Regions from separate parts of the Mus musculus genome. Here all the other regions are linked to region 3. Evidence: chromatin loops called from intact Hi-C (ENCODE). Cell type or tissue: heart. All regions are shown on one strand.

Evidence for each region. A loop is a pair of places that touch in the nucleus more often than their neighbours do. Peaks named below come from ENCODE experiments on the same cell type or tissue, not always from the same donor. Only the 100,000 strongest peaks of a DNase experiment are listed, where the experiment ranks them.
Region 1: a loop joins it to region 3, with 2.4 times the contacts of the local background. A loop is called at or near these places in 2 of 42 quality-filtered maps.
Region 2: a loop joins it to region 3, with 2.9 times the contacts of the local background. A loop is called at or near these places in 4 of 42 quality-filtered maps.

What each region holds. Positions count from the first base shown.
Region 1 is chr7:66,024,868-66,029,867 of GRCm38, reverse strand. Pcsk6 (proprotein convertase subtilisin/kexin type 6) reads right to left here. Exons shown (of 22, transcript NM_011048.1): 14 at 4,461-4,640; 15 at 4,264-4,302. Among named protein-coding and RNA genes, the nearest start is that of Snrpa1, 33 kb to the left of the region's middle. In heart, a CTCF peak has its summit at 1,919 (motif pointing right); a DNase peak (open chromatin) is centred at 602; H3K27me3 peaks cover 490 bases.
Region 2 is chr7:66,052,476-66,057,475 of GRCm38, reverse strand. No RefSeq gene overlaps it. Among named protein-coding and RNA genes, the nearest start is that of Snrpa1, 5.4 kb to the left of the region's middle. In heart, a CTCF peak has its summit at 1,912 (motif pointing right); no DNase peak of the experiment used is centred here; H3K27me3 peaks cover 822 bases.
Region 3 is chr7:65,858,812-65,863,811 of GRCm38, reverse strand. Pcsk6 (proprotein convertase subtilisin/kexin type 6) reads right to left here and starts at 1,676. Exons shown (of 22, transcript NM_011048.1): 1 at 1,369-1,676. The coding sequence starts at 1,641. Gm20684 (predicted gene 20684) reads left to right here and starts at 1,770. Exons shown (of 3, transcript NR_169041.1): 1 at 1,770-1,967; 2 at 2,575-2,822; 3 at 3,438-4,545. In heart, CTCF peaks have their summits at 1,439 and 2,035; DNase peaks (open chromatin) are centred at 1,651 and 2,631; H3K4me3 peaks cover 2,298 bases; H3K27ac peaks cover 1,341 bases; H3K27me3 peaks cover 4,300 bases.

The sequences.
Region 1 (5,000 bases), 170 kb before region 3:
AGAGGATGTCCATGCCCCGTTTTCTAATGCAGCCACAGTGGATAAATCTTCTTTTCCTGATTTTTAATACTCATTTGATTGTTTTAATTGGCTTCTTAAGGATGGGTGGTCAAACTCAGCTTTTTAGAGTACAGATGATGCCCCCTAAGTTCAGTAACACTTACCTCTACCTTAGAAAGATTAAGCACATTGGGGGGGACAGGAACATGAGCCCCATTTCCTCAGACAGACAGAATGGGGTCAAACAGAATGGAGTCTAGCTTGTTCAATGCAAGTACCTAGGATGTATCTGTGTGGAGCGAATGTGAGGTGAGTGTCTGCCGGTGGCTGAAATGTGGCAGTTCAGACAGAGGGAGGGTGGAGCAGGGGCAGATGTCTTCACCACCTGTCAGCAAATGTCCTAGCAAGTCCCTAAACAGAGATGGCCTTCAGCAGGGCCTGGACTGGGCCTTCCCTAGCACTGGTCAACAGGCTGCTGATGTCACTTGTCACCTCTGCCTGCCCCTGCCTCTCAGGCCTTCCCACTTTCATCAGGCATCTCTGGAAGAGATGGTTGAGTCCACATGACAGCCAGGGCAGCAGAATTCAGATAGAGAGCATCAAGGCCATGGGCAGCAGCCAGCCCTCAGCTGGAGAGGCTGGGATATGACGTTGTCCAGCCAAGAGTAGCTATCAGATTCATAAACCAACCAATCAGCCAGCATGTGGCTTTCTGGGTGGTTTTAAAAGCCAAATATCAAACTTCATCTCACCCATGAAACACGCTGAATCAGATCCACCTGGCTAGCCAGCCAGCTATCTTACCCCAGCCACCCCTCTCCTCCCCAGAATGCTGGTGTCCAGCTGTAACTCATTCTCTCTGTGAGCATCTGTTTTTGTCACAATCTGTAATTATGTCTGCTTTGCATCTCTCCTCAATTAGCTGAAAGTGACTCCGAGCCCTGGCTTCCGGAGTCAGTGTGCTGTGCGGCTCACGGAGCAAAGGACCCAGCAAAAGGAGTGTTCTGAACAGCTTGACTAACAGCAGATCACAACCCCATGGGGTTAACCAACACAGGCTAATTTGAAAAGCCAATTTCCTGTCCTTTGTGGGGCAAGACCAGGGTTGAAAAAAAGAAACCATCCTCTCTGCTCCCCCATCCCCATCCCCATCTCCATCTCCTCTCCTCTCCTCTCCTCTCCTCTCCTCTCCTCTCCTCTCCTCTCCTCTCCTCTCCTCTCCTCTCTTCTCCTCTCCTCTTCTCCTCCTCTTCCTCCTCCTCCTTCTTTCTTCTTCTTCTTCTTCTTCTTCTTCTTCTTCTTCTTCTTCTTCTTCTTCTTCTTCTTCTTCTTCTTCTTCTTCTTCTTCTCTCTCTCTCTCTCTCTCTCTCTCTCTCTCTCTCTCTCTCTCTCTGTTTCTCCTTTCTTTCCAAGGCTAGGATTGACTCTAGCTAGGGCTGCACAAACGCTTTACCGCTGAGCAATATTGCCCACACATATGTTTTTTTGAGACAGAAATTCTACAAGTTGATCAGGCTGGTTTTGAATTCACTCTGCAGCCCTGGTAAGCCTTAAGCTTACCTCAGACGACTCCCCACCCCAGGTTCCGAGGTTATATGCATGTACCATGAGGCTCATTCATTTTCCTTGCTCAATGACGGTTTCTTTCCCCAACCCAGGCTCCCCTTCATTCCCCCTCACATGCTTGTAAGAACTCCACCCTATATCCTGCCTTCATCCTTTCTGGGCTCAGGTCTACTAGGTGCCTAGGTACACCCTACCTGGAGTGTCTTATTTACCTGCTATGAGTGTAGACTTCAGAGCACCCCAGATCTGCTGGACCTGGTCTCTCAGGTGGAGCCAGCCAAAGGTCTGCTCTTCAATCAAGTATCCTGATGTGTCTGGTGGTGGCTGTGGGGTCTGCCTCCACTGTCACCACCAGATGGCTCTGTCACTGTAAGCTGGCCTCACTGCAAGCTGTTCATTCCTAGTATCCTCCTCATATCTTCCCTGTGCTTCACCTTGCCTGCTGAGGCTGCTATCCTCACTTCTGGCAGGCCTTCCGGTTCCCAGTCCTCTTGTTCTCTGGCCCTCCACGCTACTTGCTGATGTCATTGCTCATATTTCCCTTTATCTCAGACTCCAGTGTAATCTTAGTCTATCACTTACCTTACCTAGAGACTAGAGTCCCGCTGCCTGGCTCTGGCCAGGGTCCTGGTCTAGTTTGGAGTTGGCCTTGACTGTTAATGAGTCGGAACCTGGTCCTCAGCGGGACGGTGCTGAGGTTATGGAATCCCCTACTGTGATGACTAGCTTTGACTGTCCAATGACAGGCTTGCGGGATGCTTAGGAGATAACTTCCTATACTTCTGTGTGTATCTGTAAGGATGCTTCCAGATAGGACTGGACCAGTGATGCCTCTGACCTAGTCAAGGTTCAGCCACTGACTGATTCAAAATGTTGGCAGATTTGGGGAGGTAAAATATCTCCATCATGATGTTTAACCCCATTACTCAGAGCTATGGGGCTAAGCAAACATGGATTGGAGCCTCTGAGTCCATGAGCCAAAATAAATTGTTCCTCTTTTTAACTATTTCTCTTAGGTGTTTGTCCCAGTGATGAAAACCCTGGGGGCACATAGTGGAAGGTAGTTAAAACACTTTGGATGTCACCCTTGGAAGGGGTTAATGCTAACTCATGGCACTTACAGTTCCAGCAAGGGCAGGTTGTTCTAACAAATGGCCTTGCCACCCACTTGGCCCTTATACATCATCCATAGTTTTCCTCTTGTGAAGCAGCCAAAAGTATTTCCTCAGAGATGGACAGGTAGGCTGCGTTTCTAGTCCCCCAAATTGTGAGTTAAATAAACCTTTTCTTCTGTATAAGCACTCAGCTTTGGGGATTTTGTTATAGCTATAGAAAATAGACCCTCTGTGCTGAGCACCCTCTATGGAAGCCCCATTCTCCTGTGATGGGCAATCTTGTTAGCTGTTTTTTGGGGGCCTTGTCATTTACAAACATTCCCTCCCCTGTCCTCTTTCACCTCCTCTATTTCTTGTCCTAGGGAGTGTTGATCCTCCTCCTCTCCTATCTGTCTCTTGTCTCCTCCTGCTGGTTCCTGGGACCACTGCTCCATTGGACTGTCTCTATCTTTCTTAATATGGCCGCTACTCTATGGTCCATAAGGTCCAGGTGAAGCCAATGAGGGCCGTGGCATCACCACAAATGTAGTTTATCAATGACTAGCTTTCCATGTTTTGAAAGCCACAGCCTGTGCCCCTTGGCCTTTCTTGGGACTCTAAAGAGGCTTGCTGTTCCTCATTCCTCCTGCTTGGCCACTCATACCATGGCACCCTCTGTCACTCTGGCCTGCCTCTGTAACTGGGTCTCCCTTTCAATTTCCCCCTAGACTTCAGAGAGCTTTCCCAAGAGCCAGAAACACATCTTATTCCCATGGAAACCTCTTCCTTTATCCAGGCCATGCTGGGTAGGGACCAGGTACTCTGAGAATAGAACAGCATAGGTTGAGATCCCAGTGTGCATGGCTGGAGTCAGTAGCAGGTTTGAGGGGGAAAAAATCAGCTCTTTATTAATAATTACTGAATCTTGCCATGGCTTATAAATCACAAGAGAAAACAGCAGATTAGCCCATACATAATTCAATGTTTCGTTTTAAAGGAATGGCAGAAAAAATTTAAAATGGAATCGACCAGGGTTTACGCTTGATTTGTATTGGTGGAAGTTTCCATCTAGTTATCCATATTTTGAGATATCACCCATCATTTGTCAAGTAGCTAGGACATTCAGCTATGGAAAATATGCCCAACCAGAAACAACCAGAGCCATATAATTGCTGTGAGATGACCCAGAGGAAAATGAGCTTCAAGCTCAAGTAACATCTGGGCTCTGCCCAGAGACTGGAGCTGTCTAGAGACATGTTTGGGTTCCCATGGCTCCTCGCTACCTTGCAAATGAGCCATTGGTCTAGAGAATGAAGCCACCATGCCAGTGGGATAGCTGTAGAAGCCTGTGCAACCAGCTCCTTTTTGAAAACAAGCTCACGGAACCCAAGCTTCCTTCTCATTTCCGGTTGCTCAAAATGGATGGACTTGAGAGAGTCCAGATATTGAGTCTTGTGATGAGGGACTTTGAAGAAAAGAGGGCCACCCAGGAGCTAAGCTAATTAACCCAGGGCAAGCCCCAGCTCTGGTTGGGCATATTCAAGGAGCCCAGTGGCCCAGCCTGAAAGGTCAGAGAGTACTTACTGGTTTGAAGTATACTTACTGGTCTGTAAAGTATTAGGAGAGCCTTGGATGGAAGGAGCTGTGTGAGTGCAAATTACTGTTATTATTACAACTTCCAGGCAAGGTAAGACTTACAAACAAAACCCCACCTTTTGCCTAGAAGGGCCCCATCTTTAAGAACTACAGTGGAAAGTGAAGTTGGCAGGCTACCCATCTCCTCCCATTCAGGCTTATTACCTGTGTACTCTTCCTCGTCTTCTGGAGTCTCTGCCTGGGGTGGTTGTCCAGCAGCCTTGGGAGGCTCCTGCTCCGGGACGGAGAGCTCCAGCATCCGTGAGCGAGACTGATGGGAGCTGAAGGTGCGATATGGGTGCTCTGCGGTGCCATATAAAATGAGGCTCCATTCTTTCAGCTTTCCTGGAAGGCACCGAAACCATCATTACCCCCAAAGCTCGGGACATATTTACAGACTGCTAAGCCTGTGCAGCAGCCCCTGTTACTCATAAGAGAATCAGATGCTGCCTAGCTTCAATCCCGACATTAGGCTCTTTGTCATTACATCATTTCCCACCCTCCTGATGACCTGATGTGATGGCTACTCTTGGTTGTCAACTTGATTACACCTGGAATGAACTAAAACCCACGTGGCTGGGTACACCTGTGAGGGATCTTTTCTAGATTAAATCATTTTAAATGTTCCTAACACTTCCAACCTGTGTTTTATCTTGGTCTTTTGAGGCAATAAAATAGACCTTTAATCCAAATCTTTTGAGCTGG
Region 2 (5,000 bases), 190 kb before region 3:
CTTCAAACCACCACACCACTCACCCAACACTGATATCGAGAGACCAGATCCTGGGTTTAGACTCCATCTTAGAGAGCCTGACCTAAGGTTGAACTCGAGTTAACTAACAAGTCAGCATCTAGCATTACTCCTAGGTTACTCCCAAACAAGACCAGTTTCCAGGTTATTCTCTCTAACAAGCCTGCCCCTGGCACTTCCTTGTAGCCTTGTTGGAGGACATGTGTCACTGTAGGGCCAGGCTTTATGATCTCCTGTGCTCAAGCTATGCCCACTATGGCACACTCTCCTGTTGCCTGTAAATCAAGATGTAGAACTCTCAGCTCCTTCTCCAGCACCATGTTGCCTGCATGCTGCCATGTTTCTGCCATGGTGATAATGAACTAATCCCGTGGAACTATAAGCCAGCCCCAATTAAATGTTGTCCTTTATAAGAATTGCTGTGGTCGCAGCAATAAAACCCTAACTGAGGCACCATCTGAAAATTAAGTTACCACCATATTCGAAGACCATTCTTTCTATTTAGCTCTTCAAAGCCACTCTTGTCAAAATCAAGTGTCCAAACTCATGAAGCTCAGCTTTTGGACTAGACATTCTGTTCTATGGGTTTACTGGCATAATATCATACTGTCTTAATAATAATACATGCTTTATAAAAGAACACTCAAGCTTCACTTTTTCTCATATCTTTGGTTATTCTTGTTCTTTATAGTTTTTAAATATAAATCTTAGCTACATCTTATATCTAAAAACATTCTTTGGAGATAAGGAGGGGGATGGGGGTGGGTAGGTGGGTATGGGAATCAGGTGTAGGGAGAGCCAGGGAGAGGGCTGGGAGAGTGAAGGAAAATCAGGGTTGAGTGGGGTGGGGTAGGGCATTTCTAGGATGTGCCAGAGATGTGGGACAGGGGAGGCTCTAGGGAGTCTATGAGAGTGACTCTAGCTGAGAATCCTAGTTAGTGGTGAGGGATATGGAACCTGAAGTGGCTGCCTCCTGTGTCCTTCCAGTGGAGGGATAAGGACACCAAGCCACCCACAAAATCTTCCACCCAAAATTTGTCCTGCCTACAAGAAATTCAGGGACCAAGATGGAGTAGAGACTGAGGGAATAGCCAACCAATAACTGACCCAACTTGAGACTCATCCCCTGGGCCAGAACCAATCCAGGACACTATCAACAATACTTGCAGTCAGGAGCCTAGCATAACTGTCCTCTGAGAGGCTCCACTCAGAAGCTGACTAAACATTAGACAGAGCTCAAGGAGTCTTCTGGAAGGACTGAGGGATCTAGAGATAGAGATTCCATAGAAGTCCAATAGAGTCAACTAACCTGGACCCTTGGGTCTCCCAAAGACTGAACAAAGAGCAGACATGGCCTGGACCTAGGCCTTCCGTACATTATGTAGCAGGTGTGCAGCTTGGTCTTCGTGTGGCTCTTCCAACAACTGAGCAGGGGTTGTCCTTGACTCTGTTGCTGCTGGTGGTTCCTGTTCCCCTAACTGGTCTGGCCTTAGTGGGAGAGGACGTGCCTAGTCCTGTGGTGACTTGATGTGCTAGGCGGGGCTGTTGATACCTGGGGGGGGGGGGTGAGGATGGGGGCTCCCCTTCTCAGAGAGGAAGGGGGAATGGGAGGAGGGGCTTTATGAAGGGGGGACTGTGATCAGGATATAAAGTGAATAAATAATTAATAGAAAAAAAAAGAAATGCCTTCTAAAGTGTTTGAGACACTATTATAGTGGACATTATTTCAGAAAATTACTCTCACATTGTTCAGGAAAATATTTTTATGTCATATAACTTTTCTATAATTTTGTCTTGTGATTGTTTAAAAATTACACAAAACAAAACTAACGAATCCCCTCCTCCCCCACACAAATATCCCAAACTATCAACATGATTCCAACTTTCCTTACTTCCAGAATGAACCACTAGGTGGAGTCCTTGGACTAGAGAGCTGTTTTTGTTTTTTGTTTTCTTTTTCCAATTTTTTATTAGGTATTTTCTTCATTTACATTTCAAATGCTATCCCGAAAGTCCCCTATACCCTTCCCCCACCCTGCTCCTCTACCCACCCACTCCCACTTCCTGGCCCTGGTGTTCCCCTGTACTGGGGCATATAAAGTTTGCTAGACCAAGGGGCCTCTTTTCCCAATGATGGCCAACTAGGCTATCTTCTACTACATATGCAGCTAGAGACACGAGCTCTGCAGGTACTGTTTAGTTCATAATGTTGTTCCACCTATAGGGTTGCAGACCCCTTCAGCTCCTTGGGTACTTTCTCTAGCTCCTCCATTGGGGGTCCTGTGTTCTGTCCAATAGCTGACTGTGAGCATCCACTTCTGTGCTTGCCAGGCACTGGCCTAGCCTCACACGAGACTGCTATATCAGGGTCCTTTCAGCAAAATCTTGCTGGTTTTTTTAAGCGCTAGAAATACCTTTAAGTTGGGTAGGTAGATATGAGGAGGTGGGGGGAGGCAGAGGGATCTGAGAGGAGGTGAGGAACAGGAAAGAATATAAAAATATACCATATAAAATTCTCAAAAAGTAAATTTAAAAGAAAGATGTAGGAATATTTTTCTACTATAAAAAGGGGAGCCAGGCATGGTGGCACACGCCTTTAATCCCAGCACTTGGGAGGCAGAGGCAGGTGAATTTCTGAGTTCGAGGCCAGCCTGGTCTACAAAGTGAGTTCCAGGACAGCTGGAGCTACAGAGAGAAACCCTGTCTCAAAAAAAACAAAAAAAACAAAAACAAAAAAAAAAAAAAGGGGGGGGGGGAACTGTGGCAAGCCCTTTGGGTATCTCAGAAGAGTAGGACACTGGACACAGAGTTATTTACAGGGTTAGAACTTGGCCTGGCTTTGCCTTGCTTGTGACTGTGCTCTGGTTCTTTCTTTTCAAATAAGAAAGTATTTATTTTTTATTTTATAGGAGCTCACAGTTGAGAGTATTGATCTTTTACAAGAGACTTGAATTTTTAAAGAGACTAGACATTTTTTAAAGGATTATTTATTTATTTATTTAATGTATATTAGTACACTGTACCTGTCTTCAGACACAGCAAAAGAAGGCATCAGATCCCATTACAGATGGTTGTGAGCCACCATGTGGTTGCTGGGAATTGAACACAGGACCTTTGGAAAGGCAGTCAGTGCTCTTAACCACTGAGCCAGCTCTCCAGCCCCGCGACTGAATTTTTAAAGTGTTTGAATTTATAAAGACTTTGGGACTTTTAGAGTTTTCGATATGTTTTATATTGTAATATCTTGGAGATAACAAGAAAGGAAGTGTTATGCTTACTAAGCTATTGATATGTTTATGTGTCAAGTTGATAAGGAATCAGTTGTGCCTGCTAACTTTGACACAGCTAGAGTCATCTGAGAGGAGGGAACCTCAATTGAGGAAATTCTTCCATAAGATCTGGCTGTAGCTAAGCCTGTTGGTCATTTTCTCAATTAATGATTGATGCAGGAGGACACAATCTATTGTGGGCGGGGGCACCTCTGGACTGGTGGTCCTGTATTCTCTAAAAATTCCAGTTGAACAAGCAAAGAGAAAGCCAGTAAATAGCAATTCTCCAGGGCCTCTGAGTCAGATCCTGCTGCAGAGTCGTACCCTGATTGAGTTCTTGCCCTGGCTTCCTTGGGTGATCAAGAGTGATGAGGAAGTGTAGACAAAATAAACCTGTTGCTCCTCAAGTTGCTTGGCCATGGTGTTTCATGACCATTAGTCACCCTAACTAAAACAGAAATTGTTACCAGGAGTAGGGTGGGTTGCTCTAGCAAACAAATGAGTGACATCAAACCATAAGTAGGTTCTAATAGCCTTATGATGTTTCAAACATTTTTCTTTTTAATTTCATTTACGGTTGCTAAGTTTTCTCAGTCTGAGCACACTGACATTTTAGACTGCATACTTCTTGGCTGTCAAGCCTTTGTGCACACTGTAGGGAGTGTAGTAGCATCCCTGTCTTCTACTCCATAGATGGGAATGACACCCTCCAGCTGTCAAAAACATTTGCAGACATTGTTGAGGATCCCCTGAAAAAGCAAATGAACCTAGTTGAGAACTTTTCTTTTAGGTAATAAGACATTCTTGGCTGTTGCCACTTTGGTTCTTATAGGAACAGGAATCCTATAATAATAGGCTCCATAGGAATGGTAAGAAATGTCTAGTTACTCTTAGTGTGGATATTCTATGTGGTGGTTTAAATGAGAATGGCCTCTATAGGCTCAGATGTTTGAATGCTTGGTCCCCAGTTAATAGAACTTTTTGGGGAGGATTAGGAGACATGGCTTGGCTGGAGGAGGCATGTCACGGGTGTGGGCTTTGAGGTTTCAAAAGCCCATGCTTTCTGTCTCTGTCTCTTTCTCTCTCTGTCTGTCTCTGTCTCTCTGTCTCCCCCTCCCCCGACTCTCTCTCTCTCTCTCTCTCTCTCTCTCTCTCTCTCTCTCGCTCTTGCTCTCGCTGTCTATATAAATCAAGACATAAGCTCTTAACTGCTGCTCAAGTACCATGATTGCATGCTTCCCACTGTGATGATAATAGACTAACCCTCTGAAACCGAAACCGTAAGCAAGATCCCAGTTAACCAACCACTCTATACTATAAGCTGCCTTGGTCGTGATGTCTCTTCAAATCAATGGAACAGTAACTAAGGCAGAAGTTGGTACCAGGAGTGGGGTATTACTATGACAGGCCTGACTATGCTTTTATTTGAAGGAATGTGGAAGACTTTGGACTTTGGACTAGAAAAATGGTTGAACGCTAAGTGGGACTTAATGAGCCATCACAGTAGTATTGAAGATGATCATGCTGAGAGCAATGTAGACTATGGAGGCTTAGCTCAAGAGGTTTCAGAAGGAAATAATATTAGAGACTATTCTTGTGATATTTGGGCAACGAATGTGACTGCTTGTTGGAAAAAAAAAATCTACCAGAGGATAAAATTGAAGTGTTTTTGAATAATGTTAGAAAAGGACATTTTAAGACAATGTAATTCTG
Region 3 (5,000 bases):
GAAGCCAGGGCCACCAAAAGGCAAAATCTTAGCTCTTTGGATGTTTGAAGACACAAAAGCGGATTCTTTCCTTTTGGAGAAACTCTGACCTGGAACTTCACAGAGCAGAATTTCCCCTTCCAGGAGGCCTTCCGATTCACGTCAAGTGCAGAAGCACACGTTTACTGGCTTCTGTCACAGATAATGATGAAACTAAATCTGTCTGCTATTTAACACTGTCTGCTACTGCAGTTTGAGTTACAAGGCCACCCTCCCTTCATTTCACTTGATTCTCCAGAGTGTGTAGTTTATGGATCTGTTAAGGTGCTGAGAGCTCTCCTGGTGGGACTGCACATTTTGAACCTGCTGAGGTCCCTCCACGGACCATAAACCGGAATCAACCTGCCCCCATTGCCCCTCTGCGGGGCTGCAATATGGAAAGGCACCCTGCATTGGCAGTCCTTGGGAGCTGCGCGGACCTAGTGCCCTATCTCGGCTTCTCTTGGTATAAATGACAGCCAGCTTATACCACCAGGGGTGAGAGAATGGGCATCCCATGAGTAGTGCCTTGCTTCTGAACACTCCCGGCTCATCTCAACAACCTCAGGCAGTACAAAGTCGCCACCCTTACGGATGAGCAAGTCAAGAAATGACATGTCCAAGGTCATGCAGCTAGTGGGCAGACAGCTGCCTTTCCAGCTGCATCCAGAGCCCAAAGCAAAGCAATCCATGTCTTTGCCTAGAGAGGTTTCAAGTGCAGAGTTCAGCCTACAACCAACCTGCAGCTTCTGGGTCCTGCTTGCACCCTGACCCAAACCTGACTTCTGGACACAGGCACCAGCGCACCACACAGAGGGAAAGCCAGTCCCTGAGTTGCCCGGGTCATGCTCACATCGCCCAACCAGCGCCTGACTGCCTTGGCGCACGAACGGGAGCCCAGAGCTCCGGGCGACCCGTCGAGGGCAGAGTGGCCCGAGACGGAGCTAAGGCTCGAAGGCCACAGGGAAATAGGTACACGATGATGATGGCGCGGGTGGGCAGAGCGCAGCGACCCCTTAGGCGCCCACTCGAACGCGGCTGGGCAGGTGTAGGCGCCCGACCTGGGCTTCCGAGGCCACACACTTCCGAGTGCGAATGCTCGGCGACATCGCCTGGGGACCCACGGCCTCGGGCCCTCCCGCGTGACCGTCCACGCAGCCTACCACGTCCTTCCCGCCGAGTGTCCCACGGCTCTCCCAGAGAGTCCCCGCAAGAAGCCCCCGCCGTCCCCAGCGATACGGGTCGCCTTCCCACGCGGCGCCGCTGGCCGCGGGCTTGGCAAGGCGCCCCCTCGCGCGTGGCCGCCGGCGGCCGGGAAAGTTTGGGGCGCGCGGGGCCGGCCGTACTCACCTGGCCCAAGTTGAGGTAGCCGTGCGCCGCAGCCACGCGGTCCGCCGCGCCGGGGCCGCCCAGCACTTGCACTGCCCAGTGGTTGGTGTAGACGGGGCGCGGCGGCGGCAGCGCGGAGCAGGCGGCGGGCAGCGCGAGCAGAAGCAGCCAACGCCAGGGGCGCAGCGCGAGCGGCGGGAGTCCGTGCCGGCCGGCGGCCCCTGCGCCCCGCGCGACATCGGCGGCCCGGGGCGGCGGCCGGGGCCCGGGCGCTGGCGGCGCGCGCGGAGGCATGGCAGCGGCAGGCTCGCGCGGCGCCCGAGCGGCGAGTGCGCCGGGGGGTGGGGAGCCGCCTTTTAAAGCCGCTCCGCGCCGGGGAAGCGCCGCCGCCGCGGGCGGGAGCCGGGGAGGAGGAGGCCGCCGCGGCGCGTTCCCGCCCGCGCGGCCCGGTGGCGCCCCTGGGCCCGCGCTCGTGCGGCAGTCTCCCGGCCCGCCAGCAGCCGGGGGCCGGCGCAGGGGAGGCTCGAGACTTCGGGTCTCTCGGAACACGGCGCTGCCCGGAGTGGCAGCCTGGGCTCCGCGCGTTCTGCTAGAAGCCGGGAGGGCTCTGGGCATCCCACGTGAGTTCCCCATATCCCGGAGGAGTTGACTTAGAGCGGCACCTTCCTACCGGTTGCGCCCCTGGAGGCTGAACTCACCTGCTGGGGTCCCCAAGGCTAGGCAGCCTTGCTCAACTTAGCTGTGGCAGTGAACATGCAAATGTGCAGGATCTTCAGGGGAAAACGATGCCAGGAAAACACTGGGGTGTCCCAGGATCTGGCCCAACCTCAAGACCACATTGCATGGGCAAAGGGCATGTGGCAAACTTAGCTGGAGTCTATGAGAGTATTGAGGACACAGCGTCCATACAGGGCTGAGGCTTTGCTAGGAAGGTTGTACAGGTGAACTCCTTAGCTGACCACTTAGCATCTGTATGATGTTGGGCCCCTTTCTGTTCTTGCTGGGCTTGTAAGATGCGGATAACAATAGCATCTATCCATCCATCGGGCTGTTTTGAGGATGTCAGCTCTTCCTTTGCAATCAGCTGACAGTAATGTTTGTTTTGATGAGCCCAGGGCCTGCCACGTGCTTGGTATTCAGTAGATGGTGTACACTCTTAAAAGTACCCACTGAGCTAGGACCAGTCAGTGTGAATGTAAGTTGACTCATCCTCACCCCTCCCTCCAGGAACAGCCTGGAGAAACCGGGGACTCGTTCATACTGTGAAGATGCAATGAGAGGCTGGGATGGCTGCAAGCCTCGGACGGCCCATTGGTCCCAACTGGCCTCATACAGAAAGCAAACCTTCAGCCTGATTAATACAAGAGGGGGACCAGGAAACCGAAGACAGCAAAACAAGGCAGAGAAGGCCTTGAGTCACAAAAGAAGCTACCTCACCAACGCTCAGGTTCCAAGAGCACCTGGCTCCCAGACTGGTACTGTATGGAATTCACTTGCCTGAGTCTATAGCCAGGCAGATCAGACAGACAGACATGCTAGGGGATACAGGAGAGAGAGAGAGAGACAGAGAGACAGAGAGACAGAGAGAGAGAGACAGAGAGAGAGACAGAGGGCCAACTGAAGTCTTTTCCAACATCCCTCTCAGGAGTCCTTGGGTTTTTTTTTTTTTTTACCTCAGATGATCCATCCTTTCTATAAGCATGAGTCACCTTAATGAAGGTAGAAGGAGAGGACAGTTGGTGGGGGGCCCAACCAGGACATGCCAAATTCATGCCAACAGAGCTCCTACCACAAATACCTTTTGTGTGCCTCTGTTGTCCCTGGCCAAGGGGAGTCAGCTCTCTGGGCAGTAACTCAAGATCCCCTCTTTGTTGCAGAAGTTGACGCCCTGGGACAAGGCCTGGTTCCCCCTGCCTGACAGAAAGATCTAAGGTCATCATACAAAGTGGCCAGCCCTAGAGAACACTACACTTATGTTGGGCAAAGACAGCATCCAGACCCTTCAGCCTGCCTCTGTTCAGTCAAGCAGAGAAGCTGATGGACAGAGGAGAGTGGAGGCAGGGGATTCAGTCTGTTCTGTTCCTTTCCAGCAGTCCACATGGACAATCTGAGTCCCCTTTCTGGCCTTCGTGGGCCAACCTGTCTTTGACTCATCCCAGATCCTGTGCTATGCTTCAAGAGCATGACCTGCGTGAAGACCCTGCGGTGCACATACTCTAGATGATGTGGAGCACTTCGTATTCCCAAGAGGGTACCCCTGTTACAGCAGTTATCCAGACAGGCCGATATGTGGGTTTTCTGTAATAATTTGGTAGATGAAGGGAATCAGTCTACTGAACTATTTAGAGGAGGCTAAAACACATCTGAATTTTGTATTTGGAGGGGGTCAGGGTATATTTTGTTAACAAGGCTGATCCACTGGGACTAAACCTCCTGCTTGTTGTAGACGTACCTGGGCCACAGAACGGCTGTAGGAAGACCAGCTTGCCAAAATGAACATCCTAAATCAAATTGCTGCCTGTGAGTTTCCAATTGATTTACACGGTGACAGGATTAACTCAATCACAAAAGTCCCAGCCCTCTGAGTTGAGATAGGATCTGTAATAAAACTTGCCTCGTCTTCCTGCAGAGAGGGGATTTCATTACTCACTCATCCCCACTCTCCAGATGTCCAGATGGCCCTGAGGTGCACACAGCTCCCAGGCTGGGAGTGAGTGTGTGTATGGGGGGTGGGGGGTGGGGCGGGGCGTGTGGGGGGGTGCTTCTTCTCTAGATTGACGTCGGCCAGGCTGGGCAGGGACAGGACAGGGACTGGAAAGGTGATTGGAGGTGGCCTTGTCTCAGAAGTTAGAAAATATCATCCAGAGATGATTTTAATGACATCTTCCCAAACAGAAGAAAAGATGTTAAGGAGTGTTAAGATGTGTTAATGGAATTGTATTCTTATGCCTACCCCTGGTCCCTGTACAGCAAGAGCAGGGCTGCCTAGTTGGGCTACAGTGTGCCCCTAATTCAAGGCTTCTGTTGCAGTTATTCATGTGCTTGTCTCATGTGGTCCTCAAAAACAGGACATGTGCCTGTCCATTGTCATATCTCCTATCATGACAATAGCATACCCTTAATGTTATGTACTCTAAATATGTATTTCTTGAAAAATTTTTCACCTCTGTAAAAGAAATTATAAAAACTTGAACTCGGTGATGATTTATATATCATATATATTGAATTATGTTCTACATGCATGTGGGTGTCTACTGCACAGGCTCTTGGGACTCACAATTATCTTCATTTAAGTGATAGAAACTTGACTGCAGAGTTGTACCTTTGTGAGTATGTAGGCTCTACAGGACAGAATGCTAGCTCTGTGTCGCACGGGCAGAGCCTTCAGGGGACTAGAGAAGACTGAGCACTTGGCCCACAGGTTGGAGCATCCATTTGTGTGTGATCTCAGACAAGTTGCTTCGGTTTCCTCTGCTGTAAGTGGCAGTGACACTGTTGTCCCTGTGGAGGGCGCAGGGCATGGAGGTTGGCATTGCTGTGCTTCCCTGTGTGAGGAGGCTCAGGGCAAGGAAGTGAACCATCTGTATCAAAGCTCAGTTTGCATTCTCATCCTTTGGAACCAGGAAGACAGCTCATGATTGAGGCTCTGCTGT